Linked DNA regions of Homo sapiens: region 2 is linked to region 1. The links are chromatin loops, found by intact Hi-C in ENCODE. Cell type or tissue: HepG2. All regions are shown on one strand. Links, peaks and the distances in the headings refer to the core of each region. The heading gives the core; the rest is flanking DNA.

The links. Hi-C counts contacts between places; a loop is a spot of excess contacts. Peaks named below come from ENCODE experiments on the same cell type or tissue, not always from the same donor. Only the 100,000 strongest peaks of a DNase experiment are listed, where the experiment ranks them.
Region 2: it touches region 1 in a loop (2.7-fold over the local background); 2 of 110 quality-filtered maps call a loop at or near these places.

What each region holds. Positions count from the first base shown.
Region 1 is chr9:32,248,354-32,254,180 of GRCh38, forward strand. No RefSeq gene overlaps it. Among named protein-coding and RNA genes, the nearest start is that of ACO1, 130 kb to the right of the region's middle. In HepG2, for the core only: a CTCF peak has its summit at 3,285 (motif pointing left); a DNase peak (open chromatin) is centred at 3,318.
Region 2 is chr9:32,298,080-32,303,906 of GRCh38, forward strand. All of the region lies in intron 2 of LOC107987059 (a long non-coding RNA gene), which reads right to left. Among named protein-coding and RNA genes, the nearest start is that of ACO1, 84 kb to the right of the region's middle. In HepG2, for the core only: no CTCF peak of the experiment used is centred there; a DNase peak (open chromatin) is centred at 2,482; H3K4me3 peaks cover 321 bases.

The sequences.
Region 1 (5,827 bases), core at 224-5,223:
TGTCAAAAGTTTTTTAAGTGCTCACAGAGAATGCTCAGTACTTGGCTACAGTCGCCCAAGGTTCAAAGTTTAAGTTGAGCGCCTTTATCTACTATATTTCTTTGTTTTCCACTTGGACATTGCTGAAAACTAAAGGAAGTTTGATTTTCTCCAGTTTGAGTGTGTATTGCAGAGAATCTAAAACAGTTCTGAGGGGGTGTGTGTGTGTGTGTGTGTGTGTGTGTGTGAGAAAGAGAGAGAGAGAGGCAAACACAGAGAAAAATACTCTTCTTTGAAAGCTAAGAGAAAAATACCAGATTCTATAGCTCAAAACATTCTATATGATCTCAGGTCATGCTCAAAATTAACCACTGGGTCAGAACTCAAATTCTGTATGAGGCCAGATTTTAAAATAAAATTTAGGTATTTGTCTTAAAACAAAAACCAGGCCACTTTCAAAACTTACTCCAACAAAGACATGATTTCTTAAAGCAGTCTTGAAACGTTCTTTTATTTTATGTATGTTTCAGCTTTTTGGTTAAGTATCTGATTCTTAAAACACAAGTACAATTTGTAGCCTGCAAAGTTTGAAAAGTAATTCTGTTTGAATCAAAAGAGATGTTGATTTGATGACTGCTTTTGTTCAAAACAATCATGTCATAATTTATATGCTGTAATATCCATATCTTAATACTAGATCTCCTGGATAAACTGGTTTTCTCTACTACTTTGATAATTTTATTTTATTCAAAACTTGTTTCTGGATGCAGGAAGTATAGAAAGCTGATATTCTGGTATTATGGGTAAAACTGATGAAGTCAAAATTTTCCCCTTGGTGAAATGACTCTCAGATAATAAACAATGATCTTTCCCTCAGACCACTAGTGCATAGCCACACACATTGTGAGTAATTCCCTAACACAGTAAATTAACAAATGTAACTCAAATGAACTTAACTTGTTAAGAGTGTAGAGTTAATGAGCCTGAAACATCTGAGATTAGTTTAGGAGAGTGAGCTTGGGCAGGATTCAAAGCAACACACTGCATTCCAAATACTAGGAAATCTAGGCCATTGTCACAAGAAAGAGTGGAGCAGGAAAGTCAGCGAGTATGTCAGTATCCACCCATCATCCTTCAAAAAAAGGCAACTAAAAATGGGTAGGTAGAGTTTAAAAGTTATCATAGCTAGATACCTTATGGAAATGAGTGAAGCATTTCTAAGTGTATTGAGCTTGGAAGATACATATAGACATACTTGTAAATTTTGTATTTGTATTTATATTATAGTCTTTATATTAGACTATATATTGAGTCTTTGGTACTCTTATTTTTCATAATTCAGTTTGGAAGTGCATTAAATTTACCTTTGTCCTATCTATTTTTAAAATGCTTACAAAGGAAAATAAAGATAAAAATATAATTATAAGGAAAATTTTATCCTTCTTATATCTTTAAGAATGAACTTTTACATCTTTGTTACCCAGGCTGGTCTCGAAAACTTGGGCCCAAAAAATCCTCCTGCCTCTGCCTCCCAAAGTGCTGGGATTAGAGACGTGAGCCACCACATTTGGCCTGAAAGATTTCAAAGCAAACAATAAAGACCAAAAAAAAAAAAAAAAAAAACAAAAACAAAAATCCTAGTAGAAAACAAAGGAAAATATTTTTTGCAATTTTGAGATGAAAACATTTGTGCAAACAACACAACAAAGCTAGGAATCATCACAGAAATAACTACCAGATTCAAATTTATAAAGCATAAAATATTCTACATAGAAAAAAGTTTCCGTAAGCAAACTGAAGAAGACTAATGAAGTTATTTTAAAAAATATTTGAAATATGTATGACAAGGTAGCAATGTACTTAAGATATTTTTTAAAAACCTATAGAAATTAATGAAGAAAAGAGGACTCCCCAACTGGGAAATGAATAGGTAGAGGTCATGAACAGGCTACTCATAAAACAAGTAACTTAGGATGAGAATCTGGTAAAGGTCTGGAGGATGAGAAATTGGATACAAGAATAAGAAAATGATATGGAAAATGTGGAGAATGGACTTAATATGGAGGAAAGGAAAGGAATTGGGAGAAAAGTCTGGCATAATTAAACTGGAGGCAACCTAGACAGCCTTTAGGGTCTTGGCATGAAATAGACCTGGGTCTGAGTCTTTTCTCTGATGATGACAGTCACATAGCCTTGGCAAGTTGCTGGCTCACATGATTCTTAGTTTCATCATTTGTAATTTTTTTTTTTTTTTTTTTTTTTTTTTTGAGAGGGAGTCTCGCTCTGTCGCCCAGGCTGGAGTGCAGTGGTGAGATCGCGGCTCACTGCAAGCTCCGCCTCCCAGGTGCACACCATTCTCCTGCCTCAGCCTCCCGAGTAGCTGGGACTACAGGCGCCGCCACCACACCTGGCTAATTTTTTGGATTTTTTTTTTTTTTTTTTTTTTTAGTAGAGACGGGGTTTCACCGTGTTAGCCAGGATGGTCTCCATCTCCTGACCTCGTGATCCACCCGCCTCGGCCTCCCAAAGTGCTGGGATTACAGGCGTGAGCCACTGCACCCGGCCTCATCATTGTAATTTAAAGTACAGTTGTGAGGACTGAGCAAAACAATTTATTTGACTCAGTCAACTCTGTCTCACCTATGCATAGCCTGGTGGTTTAGTAAGACTGATTTATGCAACTCTGCCTCCTGCTATGCAGGGACCATCCAGTCCTGGAAGAGCAGACCAGGCCTCTCTGTTCATCTTCATGCCCCGTCGATAAACAATCCTTCCAAGGTAAAAAGCAAAGTGGACATGAGGTTTTCAGATCTGTCTAAGCTGTCTGCTCCAGAAGACAGCTTTGTTGACTAGTTCGTGAAGCAAATGTAGTCAGTTCAACAACCACTTTTTTCCAGGAAAAAAAGCAGGATGGATTTTTTTAGGGCATACAGGATAGATTATAAGCGCATTTGGTCTCTGTTATTTTATGTAGTTTTCTTTTGCAGGGTGGGGGGTTAGCATTTGATTCTTTTTTTTTTTTAATTTGGTCACCTTTTATGTAATTTATCTGCTTTTACTAAGGAGAATAGTCCCTTCTGCTGCAATTGTATTCAGAAATCCCCTTCATTATTCCAGAGATGGAAAGAAGATCATGACAGTAAGAAAGTAAATAAATGCTAAATACATTCATAAAGAAAAATGAAATGTTTCCTAGGAACGAGAGGGGAAAATATAGAAAGAGAAAAAGAAAGGGATGGAGAGGAGGAGAGGATAGCAACCAGTGGTTGCACACAAAAGTTTTTCCGTCAAAGACTGCCACCTGGTGGAATTGTAACTGTGCCTGTTCCTTTGGCCTCAGCTAGTTCTGGAAGGAGTCCAGAGTAATCAGACGCAACTGACCTGCGAGCCTTCAAAGCTAAATAAAAAGCGGATGAATAAATGTCGGTGCATCAGTAGATTCTAAATCTTGACAACACAGAAGGCTTATTTAATTTGATCCCTGTGCATCAGAGGCTTTAAACTGTCATTAGTCAGGCATGCTGCCACTCTCTTTTTGAAGGCTAGTGCTGTTTATTGGGCATAAACCAGCTATATTTCATGTGAGCAAGTGAAAGGAAACAAAATCTCTTGTGCTAAAATAAAGAATAAATATAAATGCTATTGTCTTATCCTGCATAAGCCTTCATGGACTTCTTTTCAAGGCATTTAAATAGTTTTCTTAAGAAAAAGTATATATTTGAAATTTTGACCAAATGAAATAACCACTGACACTTTTTTAAATGTCCCAAAGTGGTTTAAATTAGACAAGATTTTTAAGAGATTAATTCTACCCAGTAAGAAGATAATAATATTGATGGACAGGAATATATGTTCACATTTAATGTTTTCTCTCTATTCTACCAAACATGACAATGAAATTATACATATAAGGAATTTAGCCTTAACTCCATGCCTGCACACTACATTTCTGACTTCAACAAGGATTACTACACTGTATGTCAAAAACATATTTAAATGTCAAAGGCAACTTTGTATTTCTAAGCCTTTGTATTGCCTTCTTATCTGGTAGAGAAAAAGGCAAATAAGATTGGCTTATTTTTTACTTCTGCCCAGAAAAAAAAAAAAATCTTAGAGCTTCCATATTCTCTTTAATTACATTTTCTACCTCTAGGCTCCAAATTTCAATTTTCATTTACAGATTTCTAAGGTTTGCCTAATTTTTAAAGAACAGCTCTCTTTATTCCCATCCTGTGAGTTGAATACTCTGGACTTAGCTGTTTTCATGCCCAGATTTAATGACTGTTCAGCTTTGTGCAAAAAAAAGAACAGGTAAACAGATCCAAGGGGATGCTTTCTCTACTAAACTTATGTCAGTGAAAAGTTAATTGATTAAATTAAAACATTTGACATACTCAAATAAAAAACAGAAGTTAACAGTAAGATTTTCATTTGGGTACCCAACTTAAAAGCTTGACAAGAAACAAGAAATAGGTCCAGTGTGCATACAATACTTATCATTCATTTAGATGAGTCACTTAATATGTTACCAAAAAAAGCAAATTTATTGAGCATACAGACAATAAAGAAATAGTCTGCAAAGCAGAAGAACCAAGGAAGTAAAATTTCATGGTATCCAAGGTACAGAGTTTAAAAAAAAGAAGTACATGCAACTCATAAGTTAAGTAAAATAGACCTGAAAAATGTCCATTAGATATGACAATGAAAGAGCTATTGGATCGAGGGAAAGCAATCTCAATAGAATGATGAAGGCATCCTCTGCCAGGATGCAGTGGATTGAGGAGAAAGCTGGAGGCCGGGCGCGGTGGCTCACGCCTGTAATCCCAGCACTTTGGGAGGCCAAGGTGGGCGGATCACAAGGTCAGGAGATCAAGACCATCCTGGCTAACACAGTGAAACCCCATCTCTACTAAAAATACCAAAAAAAATTAGCCGGGCATGGTGGCGGGCGCCTGTAATCCCAGCTACTCGGGAGGCTGAGGCAGGAGAATGCCGTGAACCCAGGAGGTGGAGCTTGCAGTGAGCCGAGATGGCGCCACTGCACTCCGGCCTGGGCGACAGGGCGAGACTCCGTCTCAAAAAAAAAGAAAGAAAGAAAGCTGGAATAGTAGAAGTGGGAATAGCATTATTACTCTTTGAAAAAAATGTGGATAAAAGAGGAAGACAACAAAAAGGGGATTCAGGGTCCCACACAGGACTTTTTTAAGGACAAAGACCCATGAACATATTGATTTACTGCAAGAAATAATAAAGACAGTGGAAAGACAGCAATAAGGATATGAGTAAGAGAGAATGACTAAAAAGGAAGATCATGCTGGATTTAAGGAGAAGGGGTATCATTCCTCCTTTGTCTGGAACTGGAGCAAAAGTTGGAGGAGATAGTTGCGTATAGGCATACGTATTAAGGTACAGGGAACCAGCACACATCCAGTGACCTAAATGAGGTAAAAGGTAAAGTAGCTGTTGGAACTAAGGAGTGTGCAGGTTGACCACACAGACCAAGGGAAGTGGCAGAGATTGGGAACAGGAAAAGATGCTGACCAAGGAGAGTCCCCTGCGTGTGAGAAGAAGAGAAGCCAATTATCACATGAATCACAAGCTGGGTTTTTTCTGGGTGTCAGAGAAGGAACATGAGTAACTTATTTTCTGTGCCAAAATGATTTCCAGTAATTGTTCACAGAATGAGATGATGGACACTGATACTCTATGGTTGATCTTTCACTTTAAGTACAAGTATACACACCACCTACTCCCCAGCATATTAACATCAACTGTCATCATCATGAATTTGCACCTGCTGCTAAGCCTCATCTCATCTCCACCACTATCAGCCTTCTGTTCTCAAAAA
Region 2 (5,827 bases), core at 577-5,576, 50 kb after region 1:
ATATATGCAAAGAAATAATGACCAAGAGTTTTCTAAAATTTATAACAGCCATGAAACAGTATATCTAAGAAACTCAGAAAATACCAACCATGATAAATACCAAAACAAAAAAAGATCTAGACATAACATATTCAAACTGCTAAAACAAAGACAATGAGAAATTCTTGAAAGACAATCAAATATAAAAGAAACTTTATATATAGATGAATAAACATAATAATTACAACAAACTTCTTATCAGAAACATCTGAGCCAGAAGACAATACCATTAAAGTGGTGAAAGAAAAATCTCTCAACCCAAAAATCTATACCCAGCAAAAACATTTTTCAAAAATGAAGGAAAAATAAAGACTTTTTAAACAAAAACTGAGGAAACTTGTTTCCAGCAGACCTACTGTACAAGAAATATTAAATTTCTCCTTGTACACTGTTCGTAGAAATATAAATTTGTACAGCCGTTTTGGAAGATTCTATCCTCAATTGATTTGAAATCAATTTGTCAGAGAGATGTCTGCACTCCCATGTTTATTGCAGCGCTAGTCACAATAGCCAAGTTGTGAAATCAACCTAAGTTTCCACCAACAGATGAGTGGATAAAGAAGGTGTGGTGTATACACACAATAGAATACTATACAGCCTTTAAAAAGAAAGGAGTTCTGTCATTTACAAAAACACAAGTGAGCCTGGAGGACACTGTGTTAAGCAAAATAAGCCAGGCACAGAAAGACAAATATTGCATGTTCTCATTTCTATGTGGAATCTAAAACAATGACATTTGCAGAAGTGGAGAGTAGAATAGTGATTGCCAGAGACTGGGAGTTTTAGGGAGTAGGGGAGATGACAGTCAAAGGGTACAAGGTCTCAGTTAGACAGGAGGAATAAGGTTTCTTTAGATCTATTCTACAGTATAGTGAATATAGTTAATAATAGTGTATTATATATTTCTAAGTTGCTAAAAGAGTAAATTTCAAATGTTCTCATCACAGAAAGGATACGTATTTGAGGTAATGGATATGTGAATTAGCTTGACTTAATTACTCCACATGGAATGTATAAATCATAACATCACTGTGTTCCCCATGAATATATACAATTATAGTTTGTCAACTTGTAATAAAATTCTTAAAAGAAATTCAAAAATTCTTCAGGCATAAATAATATATCAGAAAGAAAATTTGATATACAAAAGAAACCAAAATACAGGAAATAAATAGATAAATATAAATTTAAATTAATCAGAATGAAAATTTGATCTACAAAAGAAATCAAAATACAGGAAATAAATAGATAAATATAAATTTAAATTAATCAGAATGAAAATTTGATCTACAAAAGAAATCAAAATACAGGAAATAAATAGATAAATATAAATTAAATTAATATTTTCTTATTTTTAATTGCTTTGTAGCAAAAATAATAGCAATATATTATATGTTTATAGCATATAAAAATAGTAAAAGAAATGACAATAGCACAAAGGATGGGGAAAAAGGAATTGAGAATATACAGTAATAAGGTCTTCATGCTACACATGGAGCAGTATAATATAATTTGAAGATATGTTTCATACATATGTCAAAAGCCCTGGGTTGAACGAAAATAAAATTTTTAATGGTACAAATAATGTCAGTAGAGGAGACAGAATAATTTTTTTTTAATGCTCTAGGTAGAAAAGGGGGCAGGGAAGCAAAGAAACAGATGGAAGAAGTGGAAAATAACCAGCAAAATGGTACATTTTAATTCAACTCTATCAATGATCACATTAAATGTGAATGATTTAAGAAGAGTAGTTTAAAAGACAACAATTTCATATTGGATTTAAAAAGCAAGACCAAAATATATGTTATCTACAAGAAGTTGACTTTAAGTTTAAAGACATATAAGTAAAAATGAAAAGGGTAGAGAAAGATATACCTTGCAAAAATTCTACAAATGAAAGCTGGATAACTATATTACTATCAGACAAAACAAGCTTCAGAAAATGAATAACATTAGGAATAAAGGAGAACACTATATAATGTCAATCCTCCAAGAATACATAACAATTTATGTATGCAGTTAACAACAGAGCTCCAATTATAGAGGCAAAAACTGATGGAACTGAAAGAGAAAATTAACAAATCCACAATTTTAATTGAAAACGTCAACATTCCCTTCAGAATTAAACACTATAAACCAACTAGACCTAAATCACATATAGGACCCTCCATCCAGCAATAGAAAAATACACATTATTTTCCAGTGCACATAAAACATACACCAAGATAGGTCATATTCTGAGCCATAAAACAAACTTCAACACATTTAGAAGAGTAGAAATCATACAAAGCCTTCATATCACGAAATGAGAGTAAAAGTTTGGGCTCCCAACTCAGTCTTTGTTGCCTAAAGTAAGAGGGGATTTGTGGTTTCCCTGGTGCTTAGTTGGAATAAGGCAGTTATTGACAAAAGCTTGCTCTTGCTAAGTTGCCCTTTACCCAGTCCTTCATCTAGGGAAAGCAAACTTTGCAGGAGGAGGGCTTTTGATCTGTGCCCATTAGTATTTCCTGGGGTCAGGCTGCTAAAAGAATATTTAAATAAGATCTACAATCTCATAATACAATGACATGAAAATCTATTGTCATACTAAGAACAAGGAAAATCTCAATTTGAATGAGAAAAGGCAATTAACAGATGCCCATACCAAGACGACACAGATATTAGATTATCTGATGAGAATTTTTTAATGACCATCCTATAATTCCTTCAACAAGCAATTATGAATATGCTTACAAAAAATGCAAACTAGAAAGTTCCAGTGATATAAATAAATAATATAAAGACAAACCAAATGGAAATTTTAGAACTGAAAGATACAATGACCAAAATAGAAAACTCATTGAATGGGCTCAACAGAAGAATAAAGAGGAGAGAGAAAATAGTCAATAAACTTGAAGACAGAGCAATAAATATGAGCCAAACTAAACATATAAAGAAAATAGATGAAAAAATTAACATAACCTCAGGGATCTGTAGAATAATAAAAGATCTAACATTCATTTCATTGGAGTCCTGGATGGGCAAAAGAAAGAATGTGGAACTGGAAAAGTATTAAAGGAAATAGAGCTTACACATCTCCCTAATATGGCAAAAGACATAAACATAAAGATTCATAAAGCAAAATGAATCTCAAACAGCATAAACCCAAATAAATCCATGACAAAACACATTATAATCAAACTTCTGAACACTAGACATAAAGAAAATTTATTGAATGCAGCAGAGGAAAACGATGCATTGCCTTAGAGAAACAATGATTTTGATGACAGTAGATTTTTACTGGAAACCATGGAGGCCAGGAGAAAGTGTCACAACATCTTTTAAGAGCTGGGGGAAGAAACCAAACACCTGTCAATCCAGGATTTCTAGAATATCTTTCAAGAAATCAAGATATTCTCAGATTTAAAAAAACTAAGAAAATTTGTCATCAGCAGTCTTACCTTAAAATAATAAAATTCTTCAAATAGAAAGAAATGATAATAAAAGCAAGCTTAGAACATCAGAAATAAATTTAAAAAGAAGAGAAATAATAAAATATAAATAATATAATATACTTTCCTCCTGAGTTTTCTAAATTACTTTTGATGGTTGAAGAAAATTTATAACATCATCTGATGTGATTTTCAACATATATAGAGGAATTACTTAAGACAATTATGTTAAAAAGAGGAAGGGCAAAGACACCTAAATGAAGGTACTCTTCACTTTAACTACTAAAATGTTGACACCAGTAGATGCACACAAAAGCACTATACCTAAATCAAATTGAAATTCTAAAATATGTTGAAGTAACCCACAAGAAAGAAAATGAAAACAGATAAATGAAAAAAGGGAGAACAAACAAAATAAATAATTAAATGTCAGGCTTAGACATAAATATGTCAAAAACTACATTAAATATAAAAGGTCTAAATATACCAGCTAAAATACAAGAATTGGCAAAATGGATAAGAATGACACAATTCTATGCTCTGGTATGGTTTGAATGTTTCTGCCTCCTCCAAAATTCATGTTAAAACTTAATCCTCATTGTGGTGCTATTAAGAGTTGAGGCTTTTTGAGATGTGATTAAGTCATAAGAGAACCACTTCCATCAATATATTAGTACCTTATGAAACGTCTGAAGAAAATGGCTTAGTCCTTGTTTGCCCTTCTGCTGTTCCACCATGTGAGGACACAGCACTCAAAGAGCTATCTTGGAAGCAGAAACCAGGCCTTTGCTTGATACTGAAACTTCTGGCACCTTGATCTTTGACTTCCCAGTCTCTAGAACTGTGAGAAATTTCTGTTGTTCAGTTTCAATTACCCAGTTTTTAATAAAAAGATTAACAAAGAACAAAAAAGGCAATTCAACAGGTCAAAAAAGGTATGATAACCTCAATTTTCAGGTATTTTGTTATAACATCACAAACAGACCAAGACACTGTCTTTTTAAAAGCCCATGAAAATTATAACAAATTAAACATTAAGTGATGGAAAAAATATACCAAGAATTAGTCAAAATAAAGCAAGAATTGTGATATTAATATCAGATAAGGTAGACTGTAGAAGAAAGAAAATTACCAGAGATAAAGAGAGACAATATATAATGATAAAAGAGTCAATCCACCAAAAAGGCATAGCAATTCTAAGTTTTTGTATGCACCAAAAAGCATAACTGTAAAATAAGTGAAGCAAGAACTGATAAAACTGAAAGGAGAAGCAAGCAAGTCCACAATTATAGCTGGAGATTGAACACCCTTCTCTCAACAAATGATTGAACTATTAAACAGACATAGAACTTAACTACAATGTCAACTAACAGATCTAACTGACATTTATAGAACACTCAACACGCCAACAACAGGATATTTTTCTCAAATAAACAGGGATAGAAACGTGCACTGAAGCTTCTGCAACATCCACTACACTTTCCTCATTTGACATTTTTCAAAGTACACTTGCTAGTTGTAACCAGTGAAACAATACAATACAATGATATAAAAAGATAAATCAAATCATGTCAGCCCTACTCTTTTTCCAGTTCCAACCACATTTCCAATTTCATGTCCACAGTAACAATGTGGACATTGTTACTGTGGACATGAAAGATCAAAAAAGAATGAATGGCCTTGGTAACTTCTGTAGAAGCAAAGAGAGAAGGAAGGAATCAGTATACTGACATGGATGAAGATTTAATCAAGAGTACAGACTTTAGCATCCTAAACATCTAAATCCGACTCCTGAGATTTACTGGCTACCTCCAAGTAAACTCAACTACAACAATTACAAAAGGTTAGATTCTATAAGTGTCCTTTCTTTCATCTGTATAATGGGATAAGAATAGCAGCTGCCTTACAGACATTCTTCTTCTTTTTCTCAGAGCCTACACACTCTCTTACATCTTCTCTCTGAATTTCTATTCCTTTATTCCCTCTGCATTCTAGAAAAAAGAAAATGGGAAGAACGTTCTTACTACACAAATTTCAATAAGAAAAAAAGAATATGACAATAAAAAATTGACAAAGAACAAAAGAGGCAATTCAGCAGGTCAAAAAAGGTATGAAAACCTCAATTTTATTCAAATAACTAAAACGAAAACACAAATCAACAGAAACTATTCACCCTTATTAGTGCCCAAAGAAATGAAAACTTAAACTATGATTTATATTTTTACCTATAAAATAGGCAAAATAAAATGAAACTAGTATTGGGAATGTAGCATAATTTGCATTTTCTTATACTATTGATAGTGTAAGTTGGTACAAACTTTCTACAAGGAATTAGGCAATATCTATTACACACCTTT